Regions from separate parts of the Homo sapiens genome. Here region 1 is linked to region 2. A link is an interaction called in ENCODE POLR2A ChIA-PET data of the cell type or tissue named here. Cell type or tissue: MCF 10A. All regions are shown on one strand. Links, peaks and the distances in the headings refer to the core of each region. The heading gives the core; the rest is flanking DNA.

Region 1 (5,369 bases), core at 209-5,208, 88 kb after region 2:
GCTCCCCCACTGGCCTCAGGAGCCTGCTTTTCAGAGCAGCAGGTGGGCTCTGGATTCTAGCAACGGACACACTGATCCTTAACCCTGGTTAGGATCTTAACACAGGGAGAACTGTACTTTATTGCAGCCACAGGGCTAACTGCTGGAGACAGACCCATGGGCCCTGGCCATTTCCACCACCCCAAAAACCTGCCCTTGTGCGTGGTATCAAGGACAAACAAATCACAAGCGCACAAATCTGATGAGTGCCAGGTGGGGTGCACATTTGGGAAGATGCCCCCACGTGGCTCTGAAGGCTCTTCCTGGGGGAGGCCTGCTCTCAGCTGCCTGCTCCTTCGGGAATTCAAACCCCAGGCAAAGGCAGCTGACCCCAGGCAAAGGCAGCTGGCCCCAGGCCAGAGAGGTCCTGGCTTCCCAACCTTGAGCTGTGCAGTCATTACCTAGGTGCAGGCTGGGCTACAGGGACAGCCAAGCTGAGCAAGGACAGGTCCCCGCAGCCTAGACTGGGGCACCGCTTCGTTCTCGGTCTCACTCCCCGCTGTGCCGTGCTTTGCCTGTGAGACGGCGGCGCTGGGCCTTGCTGGTACGAGGGGCCCTTGGGGGCTTTTTGGAGTCCTGGGCCCGTCGGGGATGTTTCCTCTTGACCTTTTTGCGGCTGTGTGCATGTAGTGATGCTGTGAGGGAGGAGATCCTAGGGGAGGGCAGAAAGCCTCAGTTTAAGATTGCATTGTGGGGTGACTCACCACCTGGCTCACGGAGGGGATGTCAGGACAGGTTGCGAATGCCAGGACCGCCAAGTTCATGCCAGAGTTGGCCTGCTCTACCTCCAGAGTGCCTGCCAGCAACTCAGCTCAGAGACACAGGCCCTTCACCCAGGCACGAAAAGCACTGGAGGTCAGACACTATCAGGGGTGGGTGGGACAGGACGGGGCAATGAGGAGAGGCAGAGGATCACTGGACAGGCAGAGGGCTGCTCCGGGCCCTACACCTGCTCCACACCACCCTAAGGGCCAGGTCACTACTGCCAGCCAGGAGGGGTGGGACCGGGGAGGCAGCAGGCCAAGACTCACCGCTGAGAGAGCAGGGGGTCTCTGGACTTCCTGGGCAAGGCTTTGGTTGGTTTCTCCGTGGATGACGCCTCCTCCTCAGACCTGTCTCCAGCCCCTCCCTAAAGAGGCACAAGACAATGACTTACATGGAGCAGTAGCTGGGGGGACCTGGGCTGGGCACCCCGAGCCACCATGGCTCTGGCAAGTGGTGGCGCGCCCTGCTGCATCACAGGCCTGGGTTGGGACTAGAGAAGGCTTCTGATGGAAGAAGTCTATCTGCCCTAAAGCAAGGATTACACAGGGGAAGGTCTGTTTCCAAACCCTTTCCTGCCCCTAGAAGCTTCCAGGACATACTTAAACATTCAGGAATGAAAATCCTAGCAAAACGGGGACAAGACTTGTCTTTGTATCAGAACTTGCAGAATAGTGAGCATAAAATGAAAGACCGGTGTGAGATCAGTATGGTTTTGTTTTGTTTTGTTTTTTGAGATGGAGTCTCGCTCTGTCACCCAGGCTGGAGTGCAGTGGCACAATCGTGGCTCACTGCAACCTGCGCCTCCTGAGTTCAAGCAATTCTCCTGCCTCAGCCTCCCGAGTAGCTGGGATTACAGGTGCACGCCACCATGCCTGGCTAAGTTTTTTTTGAGACGGAGTTTTGCTCTTTTTGCCCAGGCTGGAGTGCAATGGCACGATCTCGGCTCACCACAACCTCCACCTCCCAGGTTCAAGCTATTCTCCTGCTTCAGCCTCCCGAGTAGCTGGGATTACAGGCATGTCCCACCACACCCAGCTAATTTTGTATTTTTAGTAGAGACAGGGTTTCTCCACGTTGGTCAGTCTGGTCTCGAACTCCCAACCTCAGGTGATTCGCCCGCCTCGGCCTCCCAAAGTGCTGGGATTACAGGCATGAGCCACTGCGCCTGGCCCCCTGGCTAATTTTTTTACTTTTAATAGAGACGGGGTTTCACCATGTTGGCCAGGCTGGTCTCAAACTCCTGACCCCAGGTGATAACGCCCGCCTTGGCCTCCCAAAATGCCGGGATTACAGGCGTGAGCCACCATGCCTGGCCCTGAGATCAGTATGGATGTGATAGGGGAGTGGCTCCAGGACTTAAGAACACAGTAACCCACACAAGGAAATGTGTTTTATATCGTAATTGTGTGCATATATGTCCATAAATCCTTAGGCACACCCAGATACAACTCCAGTGGAAACAGCTGTCTCATGAAACAATATTTAACATGACACTTTCGGATATTTTCAATTATATTTTTTTTTTATGCTGATTGCAACCTACTCATGATTCACAACCCACAGGTTGAAAACCCACTTAGTGCACACAGACGTGCCAGGGCTGCGAATCGCACAAAGGGAACGATCACAACAAACGGCTACCTTTTGTGAAGCACTTATGACAGGGCTGGGCACTGTGCCAGGTGACTCACATGGATTAACCACTTTCACCCTCATACCAATCCCACAAGGCAGGTGCCACCATCAGCAACCCCCAGTTCACTGATGGAGAAAGGGAAGCAGGCAAGGTGAAGGAGCCTGCCCAAGCTCCTCAGCCGCTCAGCAGTGGGGCTGGTCTTTGCAGCACCCCGGAAGCAGGGAATGAAGGGTCCAAAGGGAAGGAGCCCCAGCAGTGGGGTACCCACAACATGGGCCAGCACTGAGCAACCCCGACAAGCCAGTCTGCCCCCACGCCCCTTCTTCCCAGGGCTGGCAGTGGGATACCCATGACATGGGCCAGCACTGAGCAACCCTGACAAGCTGGTCTGCCCCCACGCCCCTTCCTCCCAGGGCTGAGACTGGGACCCACCTCAGGTGGGGTCAGCCCGAGCAGCCGGGCCCCCGAGAGGTCCAGGTCACTGATGGTGGTCACGGTGACTGTGTGGTTGGGGTGGTCATACTGCACCGACTCCGTCTTTGCTGTCACCAACCGGTCCAGCTCATCTGCCTCCTCTGTGGGGGTGGACACAGACCTGGTCTCAGTCACGGGAACGAGTGACCAGGCTCCAGCCTCCCTCCCGCCCTGGAGTGCAGTGCCCCCTCTACTCTGTGGACGTGGAGCGCATCCACAAGGTCACTGGCTGTAGAGCCTGGTCTGTGGATGAATGTTGTGAATGATCCCGTTTCCTTCATGCTCTAGCTGGTCCCCATGTCAGACAAACCCTCTGTGACAGCTACTGCTGTCCCTCCCCTCCACCCCTAGTCCTTTCCATCCTTAAAAACTGGGCTCTCTTCTCAGGCTTGGTTAACCATGGGGTTTGGGACTCCTTCTCCTGGTCTCTGTTCCACTTGCACTTAGAGGTGCTTAGGACCACCCCTGGCCCCAGGGTACCCCCCAAGATCCCTAGGGCCAAGGAGGTCAGCTTCTATCCCTTCCACCCACCAAGGGTATAAACCAGGCCCATCAGCTGTTCTCCAGGTCAGGCCAAGCATGCCACTTACCCAGAGCCTCTTCTCTCTCTGCCAGCATCTTCAAGTATTCCTGGTGGCGCTGAAACCACACAGGCAGGGAACACAGTGAGTATGGCCTCTCAGTCCAACCTCAGGCTGGGGTATTAATCACCCCCAGGGTGAGGGAGACCATGATCCATACTGCAAGATCAGGAGGAGACTCCATCTTCCATCACTCCCAGACCCGGGCCCACAGAGTCTCCACCTGTATAAACTATTCCCCAGTCCTGCCCACACACACATCGCCCCATGCCAGCAGCTGCCTCTATTAGGGAAATCCAAGGCTGCAAGTGCCCTAAGAATCAAAGACCTCCCTCCCACCTTCCCCCTGCGTACCTCCTCCCGAAGCTTCCTCTGCTCCTCTTTCAGCCGCTGCTTAATCTCCTCAATGGCTGCCTTCTTTCGCTCGACCTTCCGCTTGTGGAAGCCTGTCAGGTACTCCCTACAGGAAGGAAGCCGGCAGAGACAGGAGAGTCATTATACAAGGAGAGAAGGGCTCGCTCTAGGAGAAAAATGGCTAATGCCGCGCTCACTATGTGCTAGGCACCATTCCAAAAAAGTGTAAGTATTAGCTCATTTAACCTTCACAACAATGGCCAGGCATGGTGGCTCACGCCTGTAATCCCAGTACTTTGGAAGGTCGAGGTGGGAAGATCACATGACGCCAGGAGTTCAAGACCAGCCTGGCAAACATGGTGAAACTCCGTGTCTACTAAAAACACAAAAATTAGCTGGGCTTGGTGGCGCATGCCTGCAGTCCCAGCTACTTGGGAGGCTGAGCGGGGAGAATTGCTTGAACCTGGGAGGCGGAGGTTGCAGTGAGCCGAGATCATGCCACTGCACTCCAGCCTGGACGACACAGACTCCATCTCAAAAACAAACAAAAAACCCTCACAATAACCTGTGCGGTGGGTATCAATCTCCATTTTACAGATGGGAACGTTGAGTCACAGAGTCTAGGTTACTTGCCCAAGGTTAGAGAAAGGATACATTTAGGAAAATAAGGGAGATACTGCCTCTTTCCACTCAATACTCTCCAGGGATCTCAGGTTCAGGCAACAGGGCCAGGCTGTGGGGCGGGTGGGGGGGGGGGCCACACACAGTACATGAGGTAACCCCTTCCACACCTACAAACCTCATTACTCTCTCAACAGGGTTTTCAGGGCCACCACCATCCAGACCTTCGGAAACCCTGCACTGGACCAACACCCATGTCCCCAGGACACCTGACCCTAAACTCGCCTGTAGGGCCTGTTGATGCACGCTAGGAGTTTCCTGATGATGCCCAGCATTTCCCTACCTCCTTCCCTCGGTCTAATCTCAGCCCCTTCTCATCTCCACAGTGCTAGCTGCTCTGTTCCCATTTTGTCCCACGGTCCAGCACTGGGCTTTTCGCTGACCCGCTACCATGTGCCATTTATTTATCTGGCCAGACGCTGAGGCTCAGAGGTTCTGCTTCCTGATACGGGACCTGGCACACCAAAGGAGCCCAATAAATGTCTAGGGAGCGAATGAATGAACTTAAGCCACTCTCATTTCATTGGCTCATCATTTATCAACCACGGCTGGGCGCCTGCTGTGTGCCGGACCGATGGACTGGGCTGGGCTAGGGTGGTCGAAGCCACTGCTCTGAGACCCGAGCTTCCGGCTATCTGGCGGCGCACAGACACTAGGCGAGGTGGGGAGGTCAAGAAGGGAGAAGGTGGCGGCCGAGAAGGGAGAAGCGGGAACGCGGGCTGGAAGGCCGAGAGGGGTTCTCTAGCCACGCCAGGGGGCGGGACCGGAAGAGCCCCCGGCGGGAGCGTGCTCGGCCCCAGACCTGGCCTTGGCCGCGAAGAACAGCTCGAGGGGAGTCC
Region 2 (5,369 bases), core at 248-5,247:
CCTGATTCCAATTTCACCTCCCTCCTGAAGGGAGAATGCTTGGTTCCATGTTGCATCCCCGGGGCCTACTCCAGAGGCTGACTCACGAGGCAGAATACACTGAACAGGAACGGGCTGCAGGGAGGACAGGGCCTTGATGGCAGCCTTAAGACTGAGGCTGACCAGGTCTTAGGAGTTCATGGAAAAGGTCTGGGCTGGAGACAGATGTGGATGGTTAGCACAGACAGTAACAAAAGCCAAGGATGAGAGATCAAGTTTTCACAAGAGGCCGGGCATGGTGGCTCACGCCTGTAACCCCAGCACTTTGGGAGGCCGAGGCAGGGGGATCACTTGAGGTCAGGAGTTCGAGACCAGCCTGGCCAACATGGTAAAACCCTGTCTCTACTAAAAATACAACAATTAGCCAGGTGTGGTGACGGCTGCCTGTAGTCCCAGCTACCCAGGAGGCTGAGGCAGGAGAATCCCTTGAACCTGGGTGGTGGATGTTGCAGTGAGCCGATTGTGCCATTGCATTCCAGACTGGGAGACAGAGTGAGACTCCGTCTCTAAGTAAGTAAATAAATAAGTCTTCACGAGAGAACAGAGGATTGCTGAGGACAGACTCCAGGGAAGCACATCAGAGGGCTGGGAAGAAAATGAGAATTCCACATAGGGGACTAAAGAGGAGCTGGGGTGTAGCTGAAGCAGAAACAGAGGAAAAAGATGGCTGCCAGTGAACCACACCTCCGGCGCTCAGGCCCTGCTGCCGCCTCTCCCATTGGACCTGGGCTGGCTGTGCGACTCATTTTTGACTAAAGTGATGGAAGGGATGCTGCAGCACCTCCAAGCCAAATTCATAAGAAGCTCGTAGGTTCCACTTGGGGCTGTTGAGGCTCCCTTTACTTTTTATTGTTTTTATTTTTTTAGAGATGGGTCTCACTCTGTTGCCCAGGCTGGAGTGCGGTGGCAGCAATCACAGTTCACTGCAACCTCCAACTCGTGGGCTCAAGCAATCATCCTGCCTCAGCCTCCCAAGTAGCTGGGACTCCAGGCACATGCATCACCATGCCTGGCTTTTGTTTTGAGAAGGAGTCTCACTCTGTTCCCTAGGCTGGAGTGCAGTGGCGCAATCTCAGCTCACTGCAACCTCCGCCTCCCAGGTTCAAGTGATTTCCCTGCCTCAGCCTCCTGAGTAGCTGGGATTACAGGTGCATGCCACCATGCCTGGTTAATTTTGTATTTTTAGTAGAGATGGGGTTTCTCCATGTTGATCAGGTTGGTCTCGAACTCCTGACCTCAGGTGATCTGCCTGCCTCGGCCTCCCAAAGTGCTGGGATTACAGGTGTGAGCCACCTCACCCGGGCTGCTTGGCTATTGTTTTTTTGTTTTTTTAATTTCTTGTAGATACGAGGTTTTGCTGTGTTGCCCAGGCTAGTCTCGAACTAACTCTTGGCCTCAAGTGATCCTCCTGCCTCGGGCTCCTGAAGTGCTGGATATACAGTCGTGAGCCACTGTACCTGGCCAGAACTCCTCTTCTAGGGGGAAGTCAACCACAATGTAGGAAGTCAGATTGTCCCAAGTCCACTATGCTGTAAGGAGCCCAAGCTAGCCCCGTGAAGTGGCCATGTGGAGAAAGATGTCCAGGCCGGGCACGGTGGCTCACGCCTGTAATCCCAGCACTTTGGGAGGCCAAGGTGGGTGGATTACTTGAGGTCAGGAGTTTGAGACCAGCCTGGCTAATGTGGTGAAACCCCATTTCTACTAAAAACATAAATAATTAGCTGGGCGTGGTGGCGGGCACCTGTAATCCCAGCTACTTGGGAGGCTGAGGCAGGAAATCACTTGAAGCCAGGAGGCAGAGGTTGCAGTGAGCCGAGATCACACCACTGCACTCCAGCCTGGGCGGCAGAGCGGGACTTTATCTCAAAAAAAGACACAAAGAGGTTGAGCCAGGTCAACCCACAGGACCATGAATATTTAAAAAGTGGTATTCTAGGCCATTACATATGTGGTTGTTGGCGACACAGCAATAGATAACTGAAACAGTTGGTAATTTAACACCTACACAGTCCTCTGGGGTAGACGTTATTGTTCCCATTTATCAGAAGAGGAAGTAAAGCCCAGAGAGAGATGTGACTCAGTAAGGCTCACCTAGCCAGCTGGAGGCAGCAGGTAGGGTTTGACCTGGCAGGTTCATCTGAAACCAGTTTGTTTTCTTTACAGAGCACATGCCTGGCTGCCTGAAGCAGTTGACCAGAACTTGCAGCCAAACCACGTGGTTTTGGTCAAATTCCCTGCGGCCGCGGTGACAGGGCCATTTCCCAGGTGGCTCATCTGGGAGCCTGCTGGAACCCTGGCTTATTCTTTTGTAAAGCAGGCTTCTTCCCACCCCCTGCACCATTGAGACGTGATTCACACATAGTAAAAATGAACAAATCGTAAGTGCAAGGCGTGGCATTTTTTTTTTTTTTTAAACAAAGTCTCGCTGTGTCATCCAGGCTGGAGTGCAATGGCGCGATCTGGGCTCACTACAACCTCCGCCTCCCGGGTTCAAGCAATTTTCCTGCCTCAGCCTCCCGAGTAGCTGGGATTACAGGCATGCGCCAGCAAGCCCGGCTAATTATTTGTATTTTTAGTAGAGACGGGGTTTCGCCATGTTGGCCAGGCTGGTCTCGGAACTCCTGAGTTCAGGTCATCCACCTACCTTGGCCTCCCAAAGTGCTGGGATTATGCCTGGCCGGCATGGTGAATTTTTACATCTGTATGTACCCACGTGACCACAACCCAGACCATGATATAGAACATTTCTGGGATCAGAATGTTCCCTTTTGCCCACTGCTGGTCAATGCCCTCAGCTCAGAGGTACCCGCTCTTCTGACCACTATCACCGTGTTTTGTCTGTTCTTGAACCTCACCTAAATAAAATCGTACAGCCTTACACTCTTCTGTGGCTATTTTTGCTCAACATTGTGTCTGAAAGATTCACCAACATTTTTGTGTGTAGCAGTTGTTTTTAAATTGCTGTATTCTAACGTATGAATCGACCACAATTTATTCATTCTACTACTGACACACAGCTGTATTGTTTATTTGCTGATGTGAGTATTACGGTACTCATCCTTTTGTGCATGTAAGGACTCATTTCTCCTGGATGTGTAAGCAAGAGTGGAAATGCTAGGCCATAGGGTAGATGCGTATTTAACTTGATGAGAAGCTGGTCAGTTTCCTGCCGTGGGTGCAACAAAGCACATTTGCACCAGCAGCGCCTGGGAGCTGCTCTTCTCCGTATCCCCACCAGCACTTGGTACTGGCAGACCTTCTCCTCTGAGCTATTCTGATAGTGGGGCAGTGCGATTTCACGGTTTTTAATGAGATGTGGAGCACCTTTCAGAGGCTGGCCTGGTTTTTGTAGCTGCCCTAGGCAGCCCTGAGGAGGGATGGGAGGGGGGTTGGTGAAGAGGATGTTCCTGCAACCCAGGTGTGAGACGGGGGAGCCCTGAGTTAGGTTGAGGCTAGAAGGGAGGCAGAGGATGGGATGGAGAGCTGTCTTGGGGGGACGGTGGGATGGTGAGGATGGACGGCAGAGCTGCCAGTGGCAGGCATCCCATCTCCCAGTGGCTAGGAACACTCCTGATCTCCTAAGGCAAGCAGTGCCGAGACAGGGCAGCACAAGGCCGGAGGATTTGATGGCACGGGGTCCTGGCTCTTTCTTCTTTGCCATTTTTAGCTATTGATGAGGGAAGATGGCGACAGGGCCAGGAGAGAGGTGTCCTCTCCTTGCGCCACCCTCCCCCTTTTTTTTTGAGATGGAGTTTCGCCCTTGTCACACAGGCTGGAGTGCAGTGGCGCGATCTTGGCTCACTGCAACTTCTGCCTCCTGGGTTCAAGTGATTCTCCTGCCTCAGCCTCCTGAGTAGCTGGGATTACAGGTGCTTGGCACCACGTCTGGCTAATTTTTTGTATTTTTAGTAGAGACGGGGTTTCACCATGTTGGCCAGGCTGGTCTCGAACTCCTGACCTCAAGTGATCCCCCTGCCTTGGCCTCCCAAAGTGCTAGGATAATAGGCAAGAGCCACCGCGCCCGGCCTCTTGTGCCTCTTTTTAAGACCAAGGACACCCTTCCCAGATGACCTCCTCCACCCCACTCCCAAGACTTCCCCTCGCATTTCACTGGCTTGCGTGAACTGCAAGCCTTGTCCATTCCTCAACCAATCCCTGGCAAGGGAATGGGAAACAATCTCTTCCCACTCCACGAGGTCACTCTCCTGTGGCTCTTTGCCTGAACACACCAGGGACGTTTGCTCCTGCTGGTGCCTCCACGTGGGAAGGCCCTTCCTGATTCTTCCATCTGGAAGAGTCATCTTTCAAAGCTGCCTCCAAAGGCAGTCTTCTACCTGCAGGCTGGGTCAGGGTCTCCTCTGGGTTCTCACAGCCTTCCAGGACCCCTACTGGATGTGGCCTGTTTCTGTGGCTCAGAAATGGGACCTCTTCCCAGCCCCATGCAACCATAATCAGCACAGCCAGCCATGGTGAGGACTCCCAGCCCGCTGGACCTGTGCCTGGCAGCCACAACCCTGCCCTCACCCCTGCCCAGGGCTGGGCATGACCTCTGGGAAAAGCCTCAGGAGAGGACTGGGACTGAAAGAAAAACACCCATTTGATGGAGAAGCAAACTGAGGCTCAGTGAGGGGTGTGACTTGCCCAAGGTCATGGTCAGGGCTAGTCTTAGCCCCAGGCCTCTCTCTCAGGCCTGGGCCCTGGGCCCTACTCCAGGGCTCCTCAGACTTTGAAGGTCACGTGAATCACTGGGGCACCCTGTTAAAATGCAGACGCTGGTTCAGTAGGTTGGGGTGGGACTGGACTTGCTATTTCCCACATGCTTCCGCTGCCACTAGCCTGCAAGCCACACTGGGGGCGTCACAGTCTGTACTAAGGGAGACCTTGGATTTTCAGCCCCACCCTCAGAAGCCTAGAGGCCGCTGCTTTAGGAAGGGTGGGGTGTGGGTAGGGTGTGAGTGGGGAAGCCACTTCAAGAAACCCCAATCTCCATTCCTGTTCTGCCAGCCATCTAGGACACCAGAGCTGCTGGAACGTTTTATTAAGTTAAGAGGTTCAGGGAGCAGAAGAGAAACACCTTTTGGGTGGCTCTGGCGGTTCTGCACCCAGCACAGCCTCGAAGGAGGCTGTGGGGCCATGGAGGCCAGCTGCTAGCTCCCTCTGTCCTGAGCCCCATGGTACGGGTCCAAATGGGGCAGGAAGTGTTAGTAGGAGGTAGGGCAGGAAGAGGGTGGCAGGCTCCCGCCTCTCCCCTGTAGAGACACCCCGCCATGGCTGCTGCCTGGGCCTCCGCCAGACCTCTGGGCCAGGGCCACCAGCTCAGAAGCCCAAGC

Evidence for each region. Peaks named below come from ENCODE experiments on the same cell type or tissue, not always from the same donor. Only the 100,000 strongest peaks of a DNase experiment are listed, where the experiment ranks them.
Region 1: POLR2A ChIA-PET joins it to region 2 with 5 read pairs; 11 of 35 experiments call an interaction of 5 or more read pairs at or near these places.

Annotation. Positions count from the first base shown.
Region 1 is chr22:37,686,496-37,691,864 of GRCh38, reverse strand. It overlaps NOL12 (nucleolar protein 12), which reads right to left. Exons shown (of 6, transcript NM_024313.3): 2 at 3,850-3,955; 3 at 3,505-3,553; 4 at 2,873-3,015; 5 at 1,071-1,168; 6 at 1-691. The coding sequence ends at 529. Among named protein-coding and RNA genes, the nearest start is that of NOL12, 2.8 kb to the right of the region's middle. RefSeq lists an enhancer at 4,621-5,369. In MCF 10A, for the core only: no CTCF peak of the experiment used is centred there; DNase peaks (open chromatin) are centred at 764 and 2,484.
Region 2 is chr22:37,774,201-37,779,569 of GRCh38, reverse strand. It overlaps TRIOBP (TRIO and F-actin binding protein), which reads right to left. Exons shown (of 24, transcript NM_001039141.3): 24 at 3,014-5,369. Among named protein-coding and RNA genes, the nearest start is that of H1-0, 28 kb to the left of the region's middle. In MCF 10A, for the core only: no CTCF peak of the experiment used is centred there; a DNase peak (open chromatin) is centred at 2,299.